6 separate regions of the Homo sapiens genome follow, and all the other regions are linked to region 1. Evidence: chromatin contacts called from ENCODE Hi-C or POLR2A ChIA-PET data. All regions are on one chromosome and are shown on one strand. Each heading gives the region's core, a stretch centred on a gene start or an enhancer-like site at or near the end of the contact. The rest is flanking DNA. Distances are from core to core; before and after follow the strand shown. Region 1 holds the start of ZNF248 (zinc finger protein 248). Region 2 holds the start of CREM (cAMP responsive element modulator). Region 3 overlaps CREM (cAMP responsive element modulator). Region 4 has its middle 27 kb from the start of LINC02634. Region 5 holds the start of CCNY (cyclin Y). Region 6 overlaps CCNY (cyclin Y).

Evidence for each region. Hi-C counts contacts between places; a loop is a spot of excess contacts on that map. ChIA-PET counts read pairs that join two places held with the same protein, here RNA polymerase II (POLR2A). Pooled maps may share reads with other maps.
Region 2: a map of B cell shows a loop between it and region 1 (17-fold over the local background). The contact joins the promoter of CREM here to the promoter of ZNF248 in region 1. A Hi-C loop is called at or near these places in 4 of 168 maps with a recorded cell type or tissue (B cell, CD8-positive, alpha-beta T cell, HCT116 and 1 more), 3 of 37 single-sample maps with no recorded cell type and 16 of 50 pooled maps. POLR2A ChIA-PET finds 5 or more read pairs at or near these places in 1 of 52 experiments (naive thymus-derived CD4-positive, alpha-beta T cell).
Region 3: a loop to region 1 is called in a map of ascending aorta, with 6 times the contacts of the local background. The contact joins the enhancer-like site here to the promoter of ZNF248 in region 1. A Hi-C loop is called at or near these places in 3 of 168 maps with a recorded cell type or tissue (CD8-positive, alpha-beta T cell, ascending aorta and naive thymus-derived CD4-positive, alpha-beta T cell), 1 of 37 single-sample maps with no recorded cell type and 12 of 50 pooled maps.
Region 4: a loop to region 1 is called in a pooled map, with 4 times the contacts of the local background. The contact joins the enhancer-like site here to the promoter of ZNF248 in region 1. A Hi-C loop is called at or near these places in 2 of 37 single-sample maps with no recorded cell type and 5 of 50 pooled maps.
Region 5: a map of CD8-positive, alpha-beta T cell shows a loop between it and region 1 (6-fold over the local background). The contact joins the promoter of CCNY here to the promoter of ZNF248 in region 1. A Hi-C loop is called at or near these places in 5 of 168 maps with a recorded cell type or tissue (B cell, CD4-positive, alpha-beta T cell, CD4-positive, alpha-beta memory T cell and 2 more), 3 of 37 single-sample maps with no recorded cell type and 10 of 50 pooled maps.
Region 6: a map with no recorded cell type shows a loop between it and region 1 (4-fold over the local background). The contact joins the enhancer-like site here to the promoter of ZNF248 in region 1. A Hi-C loop is called at or near these places in 1 of 168 maps with a recorded cell type or tissue (endothelial cell of umbilical vein), 1 of 37 single-sample maps with no recorded cell type and 3 of 50 pooled maps.

What each region holds. Positions count from the first base shown.
Region 1 is chr10:37,855,379-37,859,294 of GRCh38, forward strand. It overlaps ZNF248 (zinc finger protein 248), which reads right to left and starts at 2,232. Exons shown (of 6, transcript NM_021045.3): 1 at 1,807-2,232; 2 at 1,057-1,154; 3 at 918-959. The coding sequence starts at 932. It overlaps ZNF248-AS1 (ZNF248 antisense RNA 1), which reads left to right and starts at 2,371. Exons shown (of 2, transcript NR_186559.1): 1 at 2,371-3,123; 2 at 3,700-3,916. RefSeq lists an enhancer at 1,725-1,784 and silencers at 2,102-2,478, 2,175-2,724.
Region 2 is chr10:35,124,609-35,128,524 of GRCh38, forward strand. CREM (cAMP responsive element modulator) reads left to right here and starts at 2,238. Exons shown (of 8, transcript NM_183011.2): 1 at 2,238-2,585. It also overlaps a transcript of CUL2 not described here. RefSeq lists silencers at 2,126-2,645, 2,706-2,845 and an enhancer at 3,206-3,275.
Region 3 is chr10:35,190,049-35,193,964 of GRCh38, forward strand. All of the region lies in intron 6 of CREM (cAMP responsive element modulator), which reads left to right. Among named protein-coding and RNA genes, the nearest start is that of LINC02634, 53 kb to the right of the region's middle. Within about 2 kb of position 1,648, at least 11 of the 41 ENCODE cell types and tissues checked have a DNase peak (open chromatin) inside an H3K27ac peak, as active enhancers do; they include ascending aorta, where a contact is called at or near this core.
Region 4 is chr10:35,215,539-35,219,454 of GRCh38, forward strand. No RefSeq gene overlaps it. Among named protein-coding and RNA genes, the nearest start is that of LINC02634, 27 kb to the right of the region's middle. RefSeq lists a silencer at 3,157-3,206. Within about 2 kb of position 2,076, at least 13 of the 41 ENCODE cell types and tissues checked have a DNase peak (open chromatin) inside an H3K27ac peak, as active enhancers do.
Region 5 is chr10:35,334,226-35,338,141 of GRCh38, forward strand. It overlaps CCNY (cyclin Y), which reads left to right and starts at 2,284. Exons shown (of 10, transcript NM_145012.6): 1 at 2,284-2,982. The coding sequence starts at 2,829. CCNY-AS1 (CCNY antisense RNA 1) reads right to left here and starts at 2,199. Exons shown (of 4, transcript NR_186477.1): 1 at 1,995-2,199; 2 at 1,703-1,851. RefSeq lists a silencer at 1,910-2,649.
Region 6 is chr10:35,562,602-35,566,517 of GRCh38, forward strand. It overlaps CCNY (cyclin Y), which reads left to right. Exons shown (of 10, transcript NM_145012.6): 9 at 3,422-3,584. Among named protein-coding and RNA genes, the nearest start is that of GJD4, 41 kb to the right of the region's middle. RefSeq lists enhancers at 1,821-1,930, 1,991-2,100, 2,371-2,450. Within about 2 kb of position 2,055, at least 10 of the 41 ENCODE cell types and tissues checked have a DNase peak (open chromatin) inside an H3K27ac peak, as active enhancers do.

The DNA of each region.
Region 1 (3,916 bases), core at 982-3,481:
TAAAAAAGTAAAAGTAATGTATTATTACATTAATGTATTATTAATTCAAAAGCACTTTATTAAGGAAAAAAAATGAAACCAGTCAGGAAAAACAGACCGAGAAGAACCTAAGTAGGCTAAGGATGGAAATGCACGCATAAGCAATGCCTGGAGCAAAAAGAAAAGATGCCTTCATGAGGACTAGGGAGGGAATCAAAGTTAGGAAAGGACAGCTCAGAGGGTGGCATTACAGACACCAACAGAGGAGACTCTCCAAACAAAGACCATGGTTAACAATATATGCAGCAGACCAGGCAAGTAATGCAAAGGCAAAAACATGCACTAGCCTTGACTATGATTTGGTGGCCTTTGCCAGAACTGATTCAGGTGAGTTTAGGTGAGGGAATAAGGTTGCATTCATCAGATTGAAACATAAATGAGAAACACAGAAACAAGTCGGAACTGTCAGTGATTCAACCTAGAAATAAGAACGAGCTGACACAAACAGTTAGGGAAAACTGTTTTGAGGACATGCAGTCCCTCCATTCCTCCACATCGTCAAGGTTTTATTCCTGGATCAAACAGGACCATCAAACCTCAGCGTTTGTTCTCCTGAAAAGCATATGCACTGAGTTCTGCTCTGTAACTGTGTTCTTTGTTTCTACAAAGAAATACTTATAGACAATTTACTGCATTTATTTCAGAATTGTTACTAGAACAATTAGAGATAATATTACAATAACTTGGATAATTCTGCAAAATTAAAAATCCTGCATCTAATTTGCCAACTGCACTATTTTGGATTTGCTACTTCAGTTTTATTTCCCTTAATGTCAATTTTTGCCTATTTCTATTTTTCCATTTTCAAAACATAAACCCTTATAAACTTCAGAAATCCATTTTTAAACAAACTGGGAATAAAGAAACAAGAATCTCACCTGGGATTTGTTCATTTTCCGCTCTTAGTGGAGGAAGGAGAGCTGAAGGATTAGAAAGGAAGAATGTCAGGAGAGCCTTCGCCGGCCTTGCAGTTCGGAGATTCACCTGCCTATACAGGTCCACACACAAGATACTTACGTGTCCATGTGTGGCTCCGATATATGCTGAGCTCAGACATGACACTTTTCACTGAGTGAATGTAAATATTTCTTATTGATTTATTACCAATTTAGGTTCTGTGACACAGAAAAATTAAAAACATGAAAAGATGAGTTTAACAAGTTAACAGTAATCTGAAGGAAAAAACACTATGGGTTTGTCAAAATTCCTTGTAGGGAAAAAAAAAAACTGAGGCCATATTGTTTATCTGTTTACCTGTTAACACCATTAATGCCCTGAGGTTAGATAATGCAAAAGACCTCTAAAAAAAGGGATAGGATGTTAAATGCAAGTTTAAAAATGTTTGTTCTAACTTGCTAACAATTCCTCAAAAGGATCTTTTAATGAGAAACTGTGATATAGAGTAACAAAATGGGCAGCAGTGGCTCGGGAAACTGCAGACTTGACTTCTAATCTCAGTTCTGCCTCTAAGGAATGACAAGATCTGAACTACTCACCTCCTCAAACTCAATTTTGTTTTTCCATCTTTCAAATAAGGTCAAAACAGATAACCCAAGTATGACCTGACTGCACTACCATCCGGCGGGGATATCAGGCCAAGAGAGGAGGAAGCTCAGCAGCTCATCTGGATGTGCCCGGTGTTCGCGGAGGGGTGATAACAGCATTTCTTTCGCTGTGGCCGTGAGCCTTTCACCCGTCCCTGCCCTCAGACTCTCCAGAGGTGACGTTCCTGTTAGCCTGCGCGCCCACCCCTCAGCTCCAGCTCACCTCTCTCTTCTTAAATTTGTCCCAGACCTTGCACCAGCACACAGACTCCGACGGCTTCAGGATACTGTGCCATGATTACACATAATACATAAGCGAACGCGAAACGTGTAAATAATTACTTGGGATAGGAGGGCGGTCAGAGCCAGCAGGGGCCCTGGTGGTCAGCTAGGCCAGCCCCTTCGCTCCTGCACTCCACGGGCAGAGAGGCCCTTGGGGCCGGTGCAGGAGCCGTCTCCCTCGGGCTCTCCCAGGGAACGCACACCCAATAAATACAGCACCTAAACAATGAAAGTGCTCAAAACAACCCCAGGCGGCAAGTATTCCTAATATCCGTAATTTACAGAGAGGAAAACCGAGTCTCCCGTGGATAATTGTGTCTAATTCATTTGTCGCGGACCTGGCGCAGTCGCTCTCCCCCGCAGCCCCGCCTCCTCCCCGCGGGCTCAGGGCACAAAAAGCGCACACGCACACATCAAACGCCATGCGCACGCGCACAACAAACGTCACACGCTACGCACGCGCGTGCTGTCCCCTCCCCGCAGCCAGTTCCCTCCCCTTCGGGCCAGTGCGCATTGCCTACCCCGTGCTACAGGACTTCGCTGAGCGCCAGGCGCAGGGACTGGACGCATACGGACCCCCGGGAGCCCCGGAACTCGCGTTCCCACGCCAGACCTCATCCCCTTCTGACAGAGACGCCCTCGTCCCACCGTCGCCGCAGGCGCCAGGGGTCCCTCCCCACCGCCGAGGTCTAGCCGCCGCCCGCCCGCCTTCAGGGCAGCGCGGGGACCCCCTGGCCCTCGCCCAGTGCTCCGGGGCTCACCCGCCGCTCCTCGCCGCCTCCGGAGGCGAGGGATTGTTTCCCACAAGGGACTGGAGTCCAGGGAAGGACTCGCCTGGAGCGGGAGGCGGGGATGCACATGCGCAGAGGGAGAGGCCGAGCGCCCGAGTTAGGCTGGTGGATGCGATGCGGGGCTTGGAAGCGGCGCTAGACGGTGCCTGTCAGCTCTGGCCGCAACCCTCAGTTGTAAAATGAGGCTGATAGTGCCTACCTAGCAGGGGTTTTATGAGAATTGGAGGCGCTTACGTTGTAAAAGCATTTAAACCGGTGTCTGACACATAAATTGTTCAGTATATTTCTCACAATTATATATCATGCTGGTCATCATAAGGCTCTCCTGCAAAACAGCCTTGTATAGTGGGTTGAGAGATTACTGTCTCAGTTACCCACTCCTGCTTGGAACCAGGATTCTGTCAGTGTCCCCAGAGGTTGTGGATCAAATCAATGTGCCTGTTAGACACAAGCCAAGAGAAGGAAAGGTGTGCTTGAATTCATTCACGATCATGCATGGTAACGTTTAACTGAAAGACTGGAAGAGAAAACTAAAATCTGTGACCAGTATGGTTATTCTCTGGAATAAGGAAAAACAGAAGCTAGCAATTCAAGACCCAAACATAAAATTGTTTATATGTTTAAAAAAAAAAAAGCCGTTTGAGTAACAAATTTGAAGAAGAAAGCACGCACTCATTTCCCAAAACCAACCATACTTTACCCAGAACTACACTACACGTACATTCTTTTACGTGCACATCTGGCATTTTCAGCACACTATGAGCATGTGCGTGTGTTACAACTTTTCATTTAAAAAATCAACTCCTGGGTCATTGTCCACTTTTTTAAACTTTTCATTTGCTCATAATTTCAGATTTACAGAAGAGTTGCAAAATAGTTCCTATATGCCTTTCACCCAGATTCCACTAGTGTTAGTATTTTACATGACCATGGTATATTTATCAAAACTAAGAAAATAACATAGGTACAAGTACTATTAACTGAACTGCAGAGTTTATTCAGACTTAAGCAGTTCTTCCACTAATGCCCTTTTTCTGTTCCAGCAACCAATCAAGGATATTGTCACCGGGGGTCCTTGCTCCCAGAGCTCCCAAGATGGTGGTGGGCTGCTTCCGAGATGGGGGCAAGCCTCATGTTCTCTGACCTGGGGTTCTTGGCCTCATGGATTACAAGGAATGGAATTTTGGGCTATGTGGTGAGTGTTATAGCTCAATTAGAAGCCGTGGGTCACGGAAGAGAACTGTGGAACCCAGTGACTAG
Region 2 (3,916 bases), core at 988-3,487, 2.7 Mb before region 1:
CAACCCGGAATTGGCAACTCTGTGGCCTTCCTTATAGGGCTAGCAGTGCCAACAGTTTTCAAGAGGCACGATACTAACACATTTGTAGGGAAAGGAGCCAAGAGGACGAAAAAGGCTGTAGGTATGACTCTTGGTAATTGAGCAAGATCTGATATGGGAAAGAAATGACATCTAACTTACAGTTGGATTCGGAGAGGAAAAAGAGGTGCTCCTCCCGACCCAGAAAGGGAGGGAAAGTTTAAGATATTTTGAAGTGAGGAGGGAATATAAGGGTGTGACTGACAGCCCGTATTTTCTCAGAAAAGTAGGTGACCTAGTTGTCCCTCCCCAACAGAGAATTAACTATCACCTAGGTGAGGAGCCCCAAAAGCTAGACACTGGACTAACGTAAACATGAGTAGGTTTTTAAGTATTTATCTTATGGCAGATATTTTTTAAAATCTACAATAATCCTAACAGGTAGGTACTATTTTTCTTCCCATTTAAAAACCTTATGCTTCCCCTAAGAGGATATGACACTTGCCCACAGCTAACAAGCATACATTTAAACCCAGATCCAACTGCATGGTTTTTAAGTCTATTACATCTTACAGCAAGGGTATAGCAGAGGCCATGAACTGATGGGCTTGTAAGTATGTGTATCTCACCTCCAGTATTGATCTTTGTAAAAAAACAGATGAACAAAAAAATATGGTTTGTGCTTTCTGAACTTTATAATTAAGACTACATACATATGGGAGTAAAATACTGGCAAGAAAGGAAACCGTAGAGCAAATACTTTGCAAATAAGAAATTGCCATTCCTTTGATTCTTTTTGATTCATATGAACTCCTGTTACAGAGACAATTGTTGTGGATACATTCCCTTTGACCTACGAAAATTAGATTTGAACAAAGGTTCAGATTGGATTTAGATTAAGTCCTGCTCAGTGAAAATTATGAAAACACTCTGACACTACAGTAACTGATATGAAATAATAAATCCTCACTTAACATTGTCAATAGCTTCTTAGAAACTGGTTTTCAGTGAAACAACGTACAATGAAACCGATTTTTGTTATCATCAATATTATAACGAAATGAAAACAACACTGAATGAAAATTTTTTTGTGGACCTGCTGTAAGTTGTTTGGCTTAAAGCCATGATTTCTAAGAACCTATCGTTAAGTGAGGACCTACTGTACTCTATAACCATGCTGCTATTCTTTATTCCTGATATCCCATTACTTTTTTTATTTTTGAGATGGAGCCTCGCTCTGTCACCCAGACTGGAGTGCAGTGGAACGATCTCAGCTCACTGCAGCCTTGACCTCCCAGGTTCAAGCGATTCTCCTGCCTCAGCCTCCCAACTAGCTGGGACTACAGGCGTCTGCCACCACTCCTAGCTAATTTTTGTATTTTTAGTAGAGATGGGGTTTCACCATGTTGGCCAGGCTGCTCCTGACCTCAGGTGATCTGCCCATGTCTGCCTCCCAAAATGCTGGGATTACAGGCGTGAGCCCCCGGCCGACCTTTCTAATCTAAAAAAAAAAAAAGAGATGAAGTCTCACTGTGTTCCCTAGGCTGGTCTCCTGGGCTCAAGCGATCCTCCCACCTTGGCCTCCCGAAGTGTTGGGATTACAGGCCCGAGCCAGCGGGCCCAGCATGCGGACCATTTCCAGTCAAATACTGGGATAAACTGCAATAAATGACCCTAAGAAGCAGGTGAATTGTCTCAGGAGCTCAAGCTTCTTTTGGAGAAGGACTCAACCAGCTGTGACTGGCTGTGAATATGGAGGAAAAGGGCCACTAGTCAAGGTATGTAGATAGCTTTTAGAAGTCAGAAGAAGCACGCCTGCAGTCCCAGCTACTCAGGAGGCTGAGGCCGGAGGATCGCTTGAGCCTGGGGAGATAGAGGTTGCAGAGAGCCGAGACCACGCCACTGCAGCCCAGCCTGGACAGAGGTGAGACGCTCGCGGACCTTAGCTTGGGGTTGGCGGCGTTAGGAAGAAACCGACCTCGAGACCCTGAAGACCTGACAACAGCCGTTACTCTGGCTGACAAGTCATTGGATTTCTGGCGCACGCGCGGCGCGGCACGGGCAGCTTCCGGTTTCCAGCCTTGCCCCCGCCCCTACCTTCCGCCCCACCTCCAGGCTAGTTCCTCCTCTTGGCCCCGCCCCCTGACCTTCCTTCTCCCTATCCCTAGGCCCCGCCCCCTGACCCGCACCTTCCCGCCGCCCCTCCCCGGTTCCATTTCATTGTTGGATTGTGGCGCTTCACTCCTGCTGGCGGCCGGCAGGGGGCGGAGTTCGAGCCTGGATTTTTTTCCTCGGGGCCTCCCCCGGGAGGCCGTCCCGGCGTGGGGGAGGGGAGGACGGGGCGGGAGGACGCGGTTCGGTCGGCTGCAGCGCTACTTTTGGTCCGGGGTCGGCAGGGAGGCCGCGGCTACCGCATCACAGCTGACGTGAGGACTACGTGGGGCCGCTGCCGGCTCCGGGTTGCTGGGCGGCGGCGCCGCTGCTGAGCGGCGGTCGGGCTCGCCGTCTCCACCTCCTCGCGTCCGTAATCAGTGACGAGGTCCGCTACGTAAATCCCTTTGCGGCGGGTAAGTGGTGCGTCGGCTCCGGCCCCGAGACCCAGCAGCGGGCGACGCGGCGCAGGAGGTGGAGGTGGAGGCAGGAGGCGGAGCGGAGCCGGGTGCGGTGGAGCAGCAGAGGCCGAGCGGAGCCGTGGGCGGCGGGCCGGGACCCCGGGGCCGGGCCAAGGACTGGCGGGGCAGCCGCGAGTTCACCTGACGCGGCCCCTCGCTCGGCGCCCCCGAGGCCGCCGGCTCGCCGCCCCACGCCCGCTTCGTGCGCTCAGCTGCCCCGGGACCCGCCTGCCTCCTCGCGAACTTGGGACGAGTTGGAAAATCCTCCCTGAGAGAGCCGTGCGGCTCAGGGGAGCGGTTTAACTCGGAAAAGGAAAAGGAATCCAGAAGTAAGGACCTCGGATTTGAGTGCCCCCAGCGCCTCTGCCCCACTTTACGAGCGCAGTTTAGACGAAAGCGGACGCAGCCCGTTTTCCCCCAAAACCTGGGCCGGAGGGCCTCGCAGCTGAGTCATTCGGTCCCGGGCGCGGGCAGTCTCCGGAGTGGGAAGGGCAGAGCCGCGACCGCTCTCGGAAGGCGCATTTTCCCTTCTGCCTGAGTCTTGCCTTTTTAGGGCCATCTGGTAAGGTTTCCAGAGCCTGTTGAATCTGGGGAATAAACACATTATTAAACATACTTTTTTTTTTTGAGACGGAGTCTTGCTGTTACCCAGGCTGGAATGCAGGGGCATGATCTCGGCTCACTGCAGCCTCTGCCTCCTGGGTTCAAGCGATTCTCTTGCCTCAGCCTCCCGAGTAGCTGGGATTACAGGCATGCGCCACCACGCCTGCTAATTTTTGTATTTTTAGTAGAGATGGGGTTTTACCATGTTGGTCAGGCTGGTCTCGAACTCCTGACCTTCCACCCACCTCGGCCTCCCAAAGTGCTGGGATTACAGGCGTGAGCCGCCGCGCCTGGCCTCAGCATGTTTCTTGATCCTGTTGCGTTTTATTTGTATATCAGATACCTGAGTTTGAAATCACTTAGGGGTTTCCTGCATGCTGCTCAGTGAAGCAGCGGTGAGTTTGTAATCACATTTTAAGAAATTGGGACTTACAGGGCCAGTCTCAAAGTGTCACTGAAATTGAAAGAGCTCCTTTAACACTGTGGCTTACGTACGTGACTCAGTTTCCTTTCTACTTAATTTGCCGGGCAGATGAGGGTGTACCTTTCCCTTGAAACAAAGATCTAGATTGAACAGTGAGAGGTCCGCTGTGAACATTGCATCAGATTACATGAATAAACCACGCTGTTTTTTATTTGTTGTTTTTTTGTTTTTTGCTTTGAGCGCCACGTTTTTTTCCTAG
Region 3 (3,916 bases), core at 398-2,897, 2.7 Mb before region 1:
CTCATGGACCATATTTATGTCTAGGTGAATAATCTTAAAGAATAATTATTTCTTCTCATTTTATCTTTGTTACATGGAAGAATCTACTGCAAACAACAGAGTTTTGAGAATTTTTAATGTTTTACACAATATGCACGTAAGTTTGTGCCTTGGGGTTTTTAAGAATTTTCTTCCACAAGTCACAAAGATTTTTTTCCACATTTTCTTCTATTTGCTTTATGGTTTTACCTTTCACATTTATGTCTTTAATGTATCTGGGCTTCACTTCTGTATATAGTATTTGGTGGGAATTCATTTTTAACTTTTTTCTCCGTATATGGAGCCACTCCCAAGGGTTTGTTGTTTCCTCACTGGTGTATGGGGCAGCCTTAATTAGACAGTGGGTTTGCTTTTGCACCTGGATCTGGCCAGTCTTCTGTCTGATTCATCTTTTTCTGAATCCCAGCGCCATACATGTTTGTTATCTCATAAAACAAGTTCCCCTTGTCTTTTTTCTCAGTTTGATACAGAGTTAGTTTTTTGTGCACGATTATTCTTTCATATGCATTTGGAATAAGTTTGAGTTTCTAAATAGTAGTAGTAATAATAATAATAATAAAACCAATGATGAGACTGCATTAATTTTTTTTTTCTTGAGATGGAGTCTCGCTCTGTTGCCCTGCCTGGAGTGCAGTGGCACGATGGCTCACTGCAAGCTCCACCTCCCGGGTTCACGCCATTCTTCTGCCTCAGCCTCCCAAGTAGCTGGGACTACAGGCGCCTGCCACCATGTCCGACTAATTTTTTTGTATTTTTAGTAGATACAGGGTTTCACCATGTTCGCCAGGATGGTCTCGATCTCCTGACCTCATGATCCGCCCACCTCAGCCTCCCGAAGTGCTGGGATTACAGGCATGAGCCACCATGCCCAGCCAAGACTGCATTTAATTTAGGGAGAGCTGAAGTCTTCATAATGTTAAGTTGACCTATCCCAAACCATAGAAAGTCTTGTTTATTCAGATCTCATTTTACTTCTTTTAACAGTTGAACATTTTTCTTTTTATTTATTTATTTATTTATTATACTTTAAGTTTTAGGGAACAGTTGAACATTTTTCTTCACGGAGATCTTGCATATTCTTTCTTTAGTTGGTTCCTAAGTACTTTATGGGTTTTGTTGCCATTACAATGGTACCTTATTTTGTATTGTATTTTCTAATTGTTGCTGGTGTAGAGAAATACGGATTATTTTAAGTCGATCTTTTATCTATTAACTTTGCTGAACTCTAATTACTTCTAATAATTTACTGATTCTTTGTGATTCGGTCTGTGATCCTATGTGAATGTTTATACAAATAGTGATGTTTTGTTTCCTCCCTTCCAATCTTTATTCCTGTTTTCTTTTTCTCTTTTTTTCTTTTCCTTAAATAATCATGGCCAGGAGCTCCAGTTTAAACACAGCAAGGCCAGTGGGCATTCTTGTCTTCCTGAACTTAGTGGCAGTGTTCCCTGCCCTCCTTCTCCCTTCATCTCACTGAAGGGCCCTGTCAGCTTCTTTGTGGATTCTCAGTGCCTGTCTTGGCTGATGCCTCAGCAGTATTTAACACTGTCGACTTCTGCTTCCTCCACTTCCTGAGACTGTGTCCTCCTTGCTCTTCTCTCTCTGCTGCTTCTCTGTCAGTCCTGTTGCTGGGCTAAGCTTCCCCTGCCCCTGTCCTGAGTGTTTCAGTGATCCTCAGGCTCACTCCCCCACCCTCTTCCTGCTGAGCTCCCTCCCTGAAGGACTCCCTCCCACGCTGGCTTCAGTTCACTGTGACTATGTCCTGACTCCAGCTGGTTCCTTAGATGGCCACACATACCTCTGACTCCTAAAATCCACTCTTCCTATCTTCAGTGATTGACCACTACTATCCTTGATGCCAGAAACCTAGGTGTTGTCCAGTATTCTTCCCAGTCTCCATTCAAAGTCACTGTGTAGATTCTTCTGCCTGGCTGAGCCATGAATGCTTCTGCCACTCCACAGCCCTCTGTCCTGGCCCTGGCCCTGGCCTGGGTGCTATCCCTCTGACCCAGGCTACCCCTGTGGGCTACAGTCTCCGGCAGCCACCGGAAGCTGGCTATTGTGGAACAGCTTTCTGATCCTCCTAATCATGCCAGAGGCAGCAGCTCCCTTCTTGGCTCAGTTTTTTGGGAATTGTTCCTGAAAGTTCAGCTAAACTCTTCATTCCTCACAGTGATTCTGGGAGCCACTGATAGTTCTTAAAAACAGCAGTTTCTTGCCCCCAACATCTCCATTACTGCATTGCACTTGTTTTGTTTTGTTTCGTTTTGTTTTGTTTTGAGACAGAGTCTCACTCTCTTGGCCAGGCTGGAACACAGTGATGTGATCTTAGCTCACTGCAACCTCTGTCTCCTGGGCTCAAGCATTTCTCCTGCCTCAGCTTCCCGAGTAGCTGGGATTACAGGCATGTACCACCATGCCCAGCTAATTTTTGTATTTTTAGTAGAGACGGGGTTACACCATGTTGGCCAGGCTGGTCTTGAACTCCTGAGTTTAGGTAATCCGTCCATCTCGGCATCCTAAAGTGCTACGATTATAGGCATGAGCCACCACACCTGGTGTCTGGGGTCTTTTTAATAAGGGCACTAATCCTGTTCACAAGGGTGTCACCCTCATGACCTCATCACCTCTCAGAGGTTCCACCTCCAAATACTATTGCATTGGAGGTGAGGATTTCAACAGAGGAAATTGGGTGGGGATACAAACATTCAGTCTATAGCATCCACTCAAAAGCATCCATCAATGTCTGTGACCTGTTAGACAAAGCTCCAAATCTTTCATGTGGCCCAAATCTTTGCTTGATCCAAGCCTTGCATTCTTTAATAGCTGCCTACCTCTCCACTTCTCCCTCTTTTGTAATACAGCTCTTTCTTTCATTTCCTGGGATAGGCCATGCCCTCTCTCCCTCCAGGGCCTTCTTCACACATACCGATTGCCTGATAAGAATACGTTCCCCGAGGAAGCCTTGCCCATCCTCCACATCTGGCTTAGGCAACCTTCTGTGAGTTCCTACTGTACTTCCTTAGGCACATATCATGTTGTGTTGTGGCTCTCTGTCTTGCTAGATGGTAAGTTCTATTTGGACAAATACCTAGCACAGACCCTGGCATGTGATAAATGTTCAGTAAGCATTTACCAAATGAAAGTGAACTGTTCTTCCTCTGAAAATGTGATTTGTTCTGTGTGCTGATTGACTTGAGATTAACTGGTCCAGGGAATACATTAAAACTACTAAGAGCAGTAATCAACTAAGCAACCCATTTCCCTTCTTTCTTTCCTTCCTTGCCTTTTTTTTCACACCAATATTTATTGAGCATCTATGTGCCAATTTAAAGAAATGCTGACATAAAAATCAATTTCTTATTGATTTTCTGAAATTTGAAATAAAATTTACTAATAGCATTCTTGGACCCAAACCCTCAGGTGTGACTGGGACAGCAAAGAGTCCCTGCTGGAGCCCCAGATTGAGGTTGATGTCTAGGTGACCATCCAGGGTTCCTTACTCAGCCAAGATATCTTCAGCTGAATTGAAACCCTAACCCCATTGTCAGGTATCCTGGAGAATTACTAGAAACATGGACACTCCCTGAAACTTTACCTCCTGAGCATCTGAGGTGTAAAGTCCTTACCTTTACTGGAAGATGATTAAATTAAATACAGCTAAAATGTGGTGGGATGTCCTTTCATTGACATAAGGTTGGGTTGAATTCTAATCATACAAGGGAAAGGGCTTTGGGTGCGGTGGCTCACACCTGTAATCCCAGCACTTTGGGAGGCTGAGGTGGGTGGATCACCTGAGATCAGGAGTTCGAGACCAGCCTGGCCAACATGGTGAAACCCCGTCTCTACTAAAAATACAAAAATTAGCCAGGCATGG
Region 4 (3,916 bases), core at 826-3,325, 2.6 Mb before region 1:
TGTTGCCAGTTGGCTGGCTGTAATGCAATGACTGTCGTATGGTAGTATACCATGGTTCTCAGAAGTTTAGATGTGCCAGGCTGGAGTGCAGTGGCACGATCTTGGCTCACTGCAGCCTCTGCCCTCTGGGTTCAAGTGATTGTCCTGCCTCAGCCTCCCGAGTAGCTGGGATTACAGGTGTGTGCCACTACGCCCATCTAATTTTTGTATTTTTAGTAGAAACAGGGTTTTGCCATGTTGCCCAGGCTGGTCTTGAACTCCTGACCTCAGGTGATCCACCCACCTCGGCCTCCCAAAGTGCTGGGATTACAGGCGTGAGCAACCACGCTGGCCATGATTCATCTTTTCTAAGGTCATCTTAAAGACACAGACTTGATTCTGAACTACTCAAGCATGGTATATTTTAATCTTTATGCTTTGTGGGAAGGTTTTTTCTATATAAATCCATTTTCTTGGCTGGGCATGGTGGCTCACACCTGTAATCCCAGCACCTTAGGAGGCTGGGGCAGGAGGATTGCCTGAAGCTAAGAATTAAAGACCAGCCTGGACAACATGGTGGGACTCTGTCTCCACAAAAAAAAAAAAAAAAAAATTAAGCAAATTAGCCAAGCATGGTGGTGCACACCTGTAGTCCCAGCTACGATACATACATGATTCATTGATCATGTTGTCTGTATCCTTAAGTTGTCCCATCTTCAGGGCCATGTGATGCGGAGTTTCCAGAAAGCAACATGGGAGTCAGCATGTTCATTCACTCCTTCAAGTCAATAAGTGAGGCTGCATTTGTAAGAAGTCCAGGAGGAGACAGGGCAGCTTTGGGACCTAGGGCTGTGGCAACCCTGACGTTACCATCCTGGGCTTGCTTTCTTCCAGGTGTGTATGTAGCTCCACAGATGCTACAGCCACGTAGTCATGGCAGTCAAGAATAACAGCTACCGTGTACAGAGTGCTCACCCTGCGCCAAGGGGCTTCCACATTTAATTCTCCTAGCAGCCCAACAAGTGTTGATGCTGTTACCATTATCCTCATTTTGCAGATGAGGAAGCAAGCTTGGAGAGAAGTTCAGTAGCTTGCCAAAGGTCACATGGCTCAGGACCAAGTGCAGAACCAGGACAGCAAGCCTCTGTCCTGGCGGTTCTCACCCAGTCTGGACCCAAAGGCAGGAAAGTGTTAAGAAACACTTGCTGGCAATGACTCAAGCAGGTGGTGGCTGCAGAGAGAGAGAGCTCTGTGGCTCTGAGTGGCTATGTGTGGGAACACCCAGACCTTCCTGTTCAAATGCACAAAAGCACATTTTCGCTCCTCTCTGGTTTTTCAAATCCCTGATGCTGATCAGGAAAAAATGACTCTACAGTTTAAGGACTAAGGACTAGCTAGCTATTGGAACATCAAAGTCACAGTTATGCTCATTGAAATAGAATCTTACAGCTAAAAGAGGTCTCACCGGTGTAATTTTTTAATTTTTATTTATTTATTTTTTGAGACAAAGTCTCATGCTCGGTCACCCAGGCTGAAGTGCAGTGGTACGATCTTGGCTTACTGCAACCTCCGCCTCCCAGGCTCAAGCGATTCTCCCACCTCAGCCTCCCAAGGAGCTGGAACTACAGGCACGCGCCACTACGCTTGGCTAATTTTTGTGTTTTTTTGTAGAGACGGGGTTTTGCCATGTTGTCCAGGCTGATCTTGAATTCCTAGGCTCAAGTAATCCACCTGCCTTGGCCTCCCAAAGTGCTGGGGTTACAGGCATGAGCCACTGAGACTGACCAACAGGTGTAATTTACTCCTTTCATTTTATAGACAAGAAAACCAAATTTCAGATTGATTTACTTAAATATTGCCAGCTATTGACAATAGACTAGAAATACTCAGATCTCTGAACTAGTGTGATAATCTTTATATTACTGTGATGCCTCTATTTTTCTATAAACTGGATTTTCAACCAGCTTTTGTGCAGCATAGCTTTCTGAGGAAGGATTTGTCCCTGTGGTTTGAATGGACGGAAGCTGGAAGGAAAACCCCGTCACTTACTATGCAAAAGTCCAGCTGGTCTCTGTGACAGCTGGAGGACACAGGAACTCTGCCAGATCTATCTCAGCCACCTCACTTTATGAAGGATGCTTGACCTGTGGTTCAGTCATTTTCTAGGACAAAAGGCTGTTAACAAGATGTACAAGAGCTCTTGCTTTCAACGTTTGTGGAGCTCTCAGAAGCGCTGACTTACAGCAGACCAGCGTGAGGCTTAACTTAGGAATGAACCCTACCTTTTAAAACACAGTTTACTATTGATACCCTTTTTTTTTTTTTTTTTTTTTTTTTTTTTTTTTTTTTGAGACAGAGTCTTGCTCTGTCGCCCAGGCTGGAGTGCAGTAGTGCAATCTCGGCTCACTGCAACCTCCGCCTCTCGAGTTCAAGTGATCCTCCTGCCTCAGCCTCATGAGTAGCTGGGACTACAGGCACATGCCACCACACTGAGCTAATTTTCGTATTTTTAGTAGAGACAGGGTTTCGCCATATTGCCCAGGCTGGTCTCGAACTCCTGACCTCAGGGGATCCACCCGCCTTGGCCTCCCAAAGTGCTGGGATTACAGACATAAGCCACTAAGCCCAGCCACTACTGATAGACTTTTGAGGAGGTGAGAAGCCCAAATAAGGAGGCTTTGGATGAAAGTGGGCTGCCCGGGAGAGGATAGCATGAGTGTGCCTGTTTGTGTCTTCTGTTTTGTGTTCCATACCTCTGGAATTTTCATTCAGTAGGTCTGGGAATTTGTATTTTTAACCAGTTCCTTGCATGTTTGTTTGTTTGTTTTTGAGACAGGGTCTTGCTCTGTTGCCCCTGCTGGAGTGCAGTGGCACAATCACAGATCACCTCAGCCTCCACCTCCTGAGCTGAAGCGATCCTCCTGCCTCAGCCCCCGGAATAGCTGGGACCACAGGCATGTGCCACCACCACGCCAGGCTCAAGTTCCTGGCATGTTTCTGAAGCACTCTAGTGTTGGAGAACACTGAACTCTATGATCTGGGGTTGGGCCTAGCCTAATTTTCCTTTAAGTCATGGATGCTCTTACCCAGCATTTATCCAGCACACAGACTGTTTAATGTCACAGCCACAGCGCCACCTAGTGTATGTGTGACTTCCAAACGGCGTATTTTCTTAGAAACATTAGTCTGTGAACATTTCAAAACTCAACGGGTGGTATTTCTTTTCTGCCATGGACTCTCCAAGTGTATGCCAAGCCCTATGGGGGCAAGGGATTAAGGGCAGTTTTCTCTGATCTAGTTTGGTGAATTATATTCACAGTAACTCTGGGGAGTCTTGGGTTAACTGTGGGGGAGGGGCAATAATTTGACAAGGTTTGGGAATCCTTAAACTATAGAGTTTTCTCTAAGAGTACACAGTTAATTGCAAATAGATTGAATTATTTGACATAAGAACTTTAGACATTACTTCCAGGCCACATAGTTTTAGCAAGTAAGTGACTTTAAAATGAATCCATCTTTTCTCAGCAAAATTACCGGTTTTGCTTTAACTGCATATGAGGGGTTATTTTAGGTGGTTAGAACATAGTGGAAAATGAGGCCAGGCGCGGTGGCTCACACCTATAATCCCAGCACTTTGGGAGGCCGAGCCAGGTGGATCACTTGAGGTTAGGAGTTCGAGACCAGCCTGGCCAACATGGCAAAACCCCATCTCTACTAAAAATACAAAAATTAGCTGGATGTGGTGGTACGCGCTTGTAGTTCCAGCTACTGGGGAAGCTGAAGCAGGATAATCGCTTGCAGTGAGCTGAGATCACGCCACTGCACTCCAGCCTGGGTGACAGAGTGAGGCTCTGTCTCAAAAAAAAAAAAAAAAACCTAGTGGAAAAGAGTTTCAAAGCGTTTTGCGTGTCACTCAGACATGGCTGTGGGTGGCATT
Region 5 (3,916 bases), core at 1,034-3,533, 2.5 Mb before region 1:
TTCTCCTCTTAAGCCCTTCAAACCATAATTTGAATGTAAATGTTATACATTTTATAATGAAATAAAAATAGCTTAATGCATCTGAGTAGATATGCCACACACCTATGGTCCAATGACTGGATGCTGACTTTCATATGTGGCCCAAATTACAAAGCAGCAATCAGAACAGACAACAACAGACAACAAGGGAACTTCTCTCCCACGGGTTCAGCAATCTGACCCAAACTCCATAGCCCCAGACAATCTGAATACACACATGCAAGTGTAAATATGCCCCAGTTTTCCCAGGAAGCAGGAAAATCTACACAGCCTCAATGAAGAGCACTATTTTGGACTGTTGTTGTCTACCCACCCTCTCCAGGGCTTTAATTCTTTAGAACTTCCCTTTTACACTTCTTTTCTCATCTGGTCAGCATTACCACTTTGCAGCCACTTATTTTCCATGGACATCTGCCACTTATCCTAACAAATAGCATTAATACAGTTGAGAGCATGGAGCGTTTAAAATATGGACTAATAAATGTATAAACAGTACTTTGAGAGGGAGGGAAAGCACAGGTTAAAAAATGGCTAGATGTAGAGAATTAAATGAAATGTTTATAAAGCCGTTCACACGATGTCCACACATTGCTGATGCTAGATAAATATCAAGTCCCTTATTCCTTCTCTTACCTTTTAGTAACTGGATTTGTCACGAACAGGTACTGAGGTCTGCATAAATCAAGGCATGATTTCATCTCTGGGCCTCAGTTTCCTCATATATAAAATTAAGACAGTTGTACTATTGTACTAGTTTTTTTTTCAAGAACTAGTTCAAAAACATTCCCAGCTCCCACCCCCACCCCCCCACCCCACAAGACTCTCCTCAAGACTCCTTCAGTAAATATTTGGAAAAAGGGTGGGAAGTTTGTTTCTGCCACCTTATATTCTTCCCAATAAAGGCAAGAAAAGTCAGGGATGGCTGGCATTGTGGGCGTCGGGAGGGAATGCGAACCAACATTTACTCTACTTCTCTCCCAGCCAGGCATGTTCACATACCTTGATCTTAGTCAACTGGCCTAAGTTAACTTGTTCCCAACATGACAAAACCCGATGGCATTCTAAAAGCAAAGCAAAGCAAAGCAAGGGCAGTCGATGAGTTGTGTTAACTTAGTTTTCTATCTCATGTTAACCTCCAAGGAACTCAAAACAACTCCACAGCGAATTCAATATTAAAATAGCTCTGGGACCCCAAGATTTATTTCACAGCTTAAAGCAAGGTCACTATCAAGTCCTCGGCAAAGCTCAAAATACAATAGAAAACTCCCAAATCAAGCCCCAGCTTATTTAAATGCTTAGAAAAAAAAAATAGCCAGGTGCCGTGGCTCATGCCCGTAATCCCATGGGAGGAGTCCAGACGGGAGGATTCCTTGAAGACAGGAGTTCGATACCAGCCCGGGTTACGAAGCGAGATCCCATCTCTACAAAAAGTTAACACACACACACACACACATTCACCACCTTAGCCTGGCTTAGTGGCGGGCGCCCGTGTTACAAAGGGAGATCCCATCTCTACAAAAAGTTAACACACATACACACCCTACCTTAGCCTGGCGTAGTGGCGGGAGCCTGTAGTCCTCGCTACTTTGGAGACACACACACACACACACACCCGTAGTCCTCGCTACTTTGGAGACACACACACACACACACACACACACACCTTAGCCAGGCGTGGTGGCGCGCGCCTGTAGTACCGGCTACTTTGGAGGCTGAGGCGGGAGAATCGCTTCAGCCTAGGAGTTCGAGGCTGCAGTGAGCCGAGATTGCGCCACTGCCCTCCAGCCTGGGCGACAGAGCGAAATCATACCTCTAAAAAAATAAATTAGAAAAATAAAAAGACAAAAAGAGCCAGCCCGGTTTCGGAGAGGCAGGTGCAGCCTCAGCGCCCTGGGCCTGCGTCCCCGACCGGGCCCTGGCTGCGCTCCCGCCCGCTGCGGGCCCCGGGGACGCACCTCGCATCCCGCGCTGGGCCCCGTTCCGTCCAGCCCGGGGGAGTGGAGGAGGCAGAGGCCGGGTGGGGAAGGGCCTCCAGAAACCGAGCTCCCGACGACGTCTCCCGCGACCCCAGTGCCCGAGAGAGGAGCGGCCCCCGGGAGCGATCCCACAACCGCGCGGGGCTGCGCCGCCCCGAACCTCCCCGCGGCCGCCGATCTGCTTCCAGGGCAGAGGGAAGGGGCGGTGACGGGGCGGGGCGGGGGCTGCGGCGAGGGCGGGCGCCGCTGGCGAGGGAGGGCCGCCAGCATCCTCCCTGGCCGCGCCGCACCGCGCCGCGAGGAGTCCGGGGGCTGCGCCCACGCCCGCTGCCCGCCCGCTCGTCGGCTAGTCCCGCCGTCCGGCGCGGACACGCGTGCCCCCGGCTTGAACCGGAACCTCTTGCCGAGGCGGCCGCCGTCGCCGCAGCCGCCGGGGAAGCGGACACCAACTGGGGAAGCGCGGGGGGGAGGCGGCCTGCGCGGCGCCGCCCGCCATGGCCGCGGCGGGGTGAGGTAGGCGCGGCGGCCGCAGTCGCGCGGACCCGAGCGCTCCTCCGCCGCGGATAGGCCGGCCGAGGGGGAGCCGGGGCCGTCGCCCGCTCGTCGCCGCCGCCGCCGCCGCCGCCCATGGCGAGGCCCCGCCGCCGCCGCCGCTGCTGACCCGGCGGCCGGCCGCCGTTCCGCCCCCTCCCGTGGCGGCGAGCGGGCGGGCCTCCCCACACGCCCCCGCCGCCCGCGCCCCGCGTCCACCCGCGCCCCGCTCCCGGGGACTGGGAGAACAGGATAGCAGCAGGAGTCGGGGGGCCGCCGAAGATGGGGAACACTACCTCGTGCTGCGTGTCGTCCAGTCCCAAGCTCCGGAGGAATGCCCACTCCCGGCTGGAGTCCTACCGGCCAGACACGGACCTGAGCCGCGAGGACACGGGCTGCAACCTGCAGCACATCAGCGACCGGGAGAACATAGACGGTGAGTGCGGCCCGCCGAGCCCCCTACCCGCCCCCGCGGCAACAGTCGCACAGCCAACGTCGGGGCGGCCCGGCTGCTCTTGCTTGCCCAGCCGGTCTCGGCGACCCGTGCATAACCGGGGCTTCGCCCGCGCAGCCTAGGCGCCCGGGGCCCCGCAGCCTCTGGGCGTACCCCTCGCTGGTTACCCCCAAGTGAGCGGCCGCGGAAACTTTGCAGGCCCGCGGCATCGAGCACGGCGGGCCTAGGGCGGGTGTGTGCGCGTGGGTCGCGAGGTGACAGGAGCCGGCCCTCGTCCTTAATGGAGCGGCCAGAGCTGGGTGGGGGCGGCCCGGGAGCTCGGGGTTCCCGGCACTACCTGAATGCAGCCCGAAGCCAAGTTGTGCACGCGTTTGTCCTATAAAAGCGAAGTGAGTGGATTCCCATTTTGGAATCCCGGTGTCTCCAACCTCGAGTTGGAGAACCATGTTGAGTCAGTTCCCCGGAACCTTACAAATGGACTCCACTTCCCCCGTTCCCATTCTACCGTTTTTTTTAAAAAATGATTTTTTTGAGTGGCGGTTCCAGGATTAGTCAAATAGCTTCTCCCGAGAATGCTCTTTAAAAGATTGTCAGACACCTTTGGGTTAAGTCTCAGTTTTTGCATGGGCCCGAATTGCAGTCCTATGAATTTCTGATTTATTCAGGTGACTTTTGGTTGGTCTGGAGTTTGCAAAAAGAAAAAAAGCTAAGACTAATTACTGCACGCAGTAATGTTTTATTTATTTTATTGGTTTGGCAACATATTTATTAGCACTGTTGCTCAGTGATAACGACAGAGGGATATTTATGCATCATGCTTAAAATATAGTTTATAGAATTTTCAACTGAAAAGATTTGAAATTGGAAGTATCTTTTTATGACAAGGTGATTTTTTTAACCCAAACATCTTCTCATA
Region 6 (3,916 bases), core at 805-3,304, 2.3 Mb before region 1:
CAATAATGTCCTCAGGGTTGATCCATGTTGTAGTGTGTCTGAATTTCCTTTCTTTTTAGGGCTGTATAATACTTCACTGGGGGTCTGTGTCCCATTTTGTTTATCCACTCATCCACCCATGGACACTTGGGTTACCTCCACATTGGGCTAGTAAGTGGAGGCTGTAAGTGTGGCTATGCAGATACCTTTTCAAGACTTTGTTTCTCCTTCTTTTGGGAAGTGACCCTAGTTTCTAGAAAAGTAGGCAGCATATTAGATGATTAAAACAGCTCTTTTTAACATCATTTTAGAGTTCTATTTTCAAGTTGCTGAATTGTACCAAATTGGGTTTTTATACAGTGTTGATCTAGTGTGACAAATATTTCTGAAATGTGGTTTTTGTTGGTCGACTTGAATATATTTCTTACAACGTTTTACACCAAAACTGTTTCTTCATAGTTATCTAAATGCAGATAGTAAATCCATCAGGCCCATTCTTGGCATCACGTTAGTTTTCTGATAATTTATCACATAGCAAGCTGTCAGTGTCCCTGTAAAAGATGTGCTGCTGCAGTTTGGAAATTCAAGTTTTGGAAATTATTTTTATTTTCTAAATCTTTAGAAAAAAATTCATTTTTTGAAAATACAACAGCTCTAAAATCTATTTTCCCAAAGCTTAACCAGAAACTCAAGCTTGGAGAAGGTTGTTCTGTTTTCCAGGGAACCCTGGGAAAATACCGCCTTGTTCAAAAGCAGCTTCCTCTTGACTTTGCTCGTAGTGTCTGCCTCCATCTGGAACCATGGTGTCTGTATATCATTTTGGGCAGGATTATCAGGCTGTTCTCTTAGACTTTTCTTCTTACTATTGGGAGAATACGCTTTGCAGTGACGCCTGTTGACCACCAGACGGCGGTGTGTCCATGGCAGCTCCCAGGTTCACTTGGGATTTGCTCCTTTGACGTTTGACAGTTCTGGCCTTAGCAGGGCCTCTGACGCTTTCGTTTTGTTGAAGTCTTACCTGGATTCCAGTATTTCACAGGATGATCTCTTATTAAATCTCATTTAAATGAAGCATAAATAAAAGTTGTTTTAAGTAAAAATTATCCCAAATCAAAGTAAATTATTATTTATTTATTTATTTTTGGGACAGAGTTTCGCTCTCGTTGCCCAGGCTGGAGTGCAGTGGGGCAATCTCGGCTCACTGCAACTTCCGCCTCCTGGGTTCAAGTGATTCTCCTGCCTCACCCTCCTGAGTAGCTGGGATATTAGAGGTGCCCACCACCATGCCTGACTAATTTTTTTTTTTTTTTTTTGAGACAGAGTTTCGCTCTTGTAGTCCAGGCTGGAGTGCAATGGCGCAATCTTGGCTCGCTTCAACCTCCACCTCCCGGGTTCAAGTGATTCCCCTGCCTCAGCCTCCTGAGTAGCTTGAATTATAGGCATGTGCCACCATGCCCGGCTAATTTTCTTTGTATTTTTAGTAGAGACGAGGTTTCACCCTGTTGGCCAGGCTGGTCTCAAACTCCTAAACTCAGGTGATCCACCCGCCTCAGCCTCCCAAAGTGCTGAGATTACAGGTGTGAGTGACCACACCCAGCCTAAATTCTTAAAACTATGAAATTTAGTACAGTAAATACATTTGGAGCTTGTTATCACTCTTTTCACGAGGCTGTGTGGAAACAAGCAGTGACGCTCTTCATCTGATGAAGAGACCGGAATGGGCCTTCCTCGGGCCTCCTTCCTTGCCGCCTGCCCACAGGTCCCAGTGCTCCTTTCCCCAGCAGCTTCATGTCTCCCCAGAGCCACTGGCCTTGCTCAGCCCCAGCCTCCCCACCCGCCTCCTTACTGTTCTTGTCCTTTGTCACAGCAACTTGAGCTGGTGTGGAGCCCTCCTCAGTCCTTCATAGCTGAGTGCTATGAGTCACCGGGAACAGCCATAGGGGTCTCGGGACATCACTCAGGACAGGATGGTGCCTGCATGTGAGGCTCAGACCCAGACCCTCAGCGTTCAGCAGAGTTGGCAGGACATGACTTAGAATGCCGAGGCTGGGATCAGGGTCAGGAGGGTGAGGCCCTGCACTAGGGCCCTGGCTTCACTCACAGGAAATGGTGACTGTGTGTTTTGGCTGCCTGCAGCAGGTTGGAGGGGACCCACTCTGCCTGAAACACCCCCTCCTCAGCCCTGGTTCCTCTCCGCCAGAGCTCCATGCTTCCCTCACCTCAGTTCAGCTCTCACTGCTGTGGGAAGCCTTCTGAGATCATGTGCTGGGGGCCAGGCATGCAAAAGCAGATGTTGCACTTCCTGACTATGAGGAGAACAGCCCAAGAGGCTGAGTTCAGCAGCCACATGCTGCATAGTGTGGGCAAGGACAGGAGGTTTCCTGGAGGGTGTGCAGTGGGTGGGCACCCTGTGGGTGGGCACCCCTGGGGGCTTCCTGGGGAGAACGTGCTGAATCTGAGTGCATGACCCAGGACCAGTGCTCCACAGATAGTTCCCTCACTGAGAAGGTTCCCCCCACCCAGAGGAACTATCTAGAAATAAACCTAATTTGAAAGATAGCTGACATGAGAAGTTCTTAAAGTAGAAGTTTTTGAATTTCTCCCAGCATTCCATCAACATGTAGATGGGTTGGCAGGGTGGATCTTAGCACCTCCTCTCCCAACCTACCTTTTTAGTTGAGTGGTTCTCAGAGTGTGGGCCCGGGGCAAGAGCCTCAGCCTCACCATCATCTGGGAGTTCCTTAGAAATGCACATTCTCAGGCCCCACTGCAGACCTACTGATCCCCACAGTGTGAAGGTGGAGCCCCCTGTCTGTTCTAACAAGCCCACCAGGTGATGGGGTGCGTGCTCAAGTGTGGAAACTACTGCTTCCATTCTTCCCGGCTTGTGAGTTCTCTTTTTAAGAGACTGAGGCAGAGACTGGACACCCTCCCCCCATAATCCCTGCCTTTTGCCTAAGAAAGCCCCTACACAGTTCCTCCCTTCTTTTCTCCCTGGAGGTAGGGAGGGGCCACCGAGGAAGCCAATGTCCTCTAGGTCTGCAGAGGCTGAGTGTTTTCCTCTGGGCCCCTGCGGAAGGGCCCTCACTGGACTCCACGTGGCAGCTCTTGGCTGCTGCATCCACCCTTTGTTAGCAGCCTGTCCTCACGGAGACCTGCAGCCAGAGCCTGCTGTGTGTGTGTTAGATCTCAGTGAAGTGATTCGCCCTGAAACGCTTCCTGGTGATGATCCCAGTTAACCAGTCCTCATCCTTCTGGGCACCAGATCAAGTGGATTTGGCTTTTAATCCCAATATGGTGGTCTAACCAGACATTTACTTAGATCACTGGTCTTCCTGGAGGATGCAGTTTTCTGGAGTCTGGTCTCCAGCAACTTGCCTTGGCAGGCCACGTGGCCTGGTGTGGCAGCTAAGCATAGGCTATTTTTGTCTTTGCTTTGCAGGAACGAGCTAGAGCGACAGTTTCTTGAATTGCTGCAGTTCAACATCAATGTTCCTTCCAGTGTCTATGCCAAGTATTATTTTGATCTTCGTTCTCTGGCAGAAGCGAACAACCTGAGCTTTCCCTTGGAGCCCCTGAGCAGGGAGAGGGCTCACAAGCTTGAGGTAAGATGGTTTAAAACAGCGTTTTGTGGTGCAGTGTTGCCAATACATCATCTGAGTACCAGAGATGCATGTGGTCACATTGATCATTTCCCCCACTACATGATGTAAAATAAAGATGAGCTACTAGGATATATAGCTGGGCAGTTGATTATGATTTGTTCTGCTTCTTTTTTCTTTGAGACGGAGTCTCGCTCTGTCACCCAGCCTGGAGTACAGTGGTGCGATCTTGGCCCATTGCAGTCTCTGCCTCCCGAGTTAAAGCAATTCTGCTTCAGCCTCTCAAGTAGCTGGGATTACAGGTGCCTGCCACCACACCCGGTTGATTTTTTGTA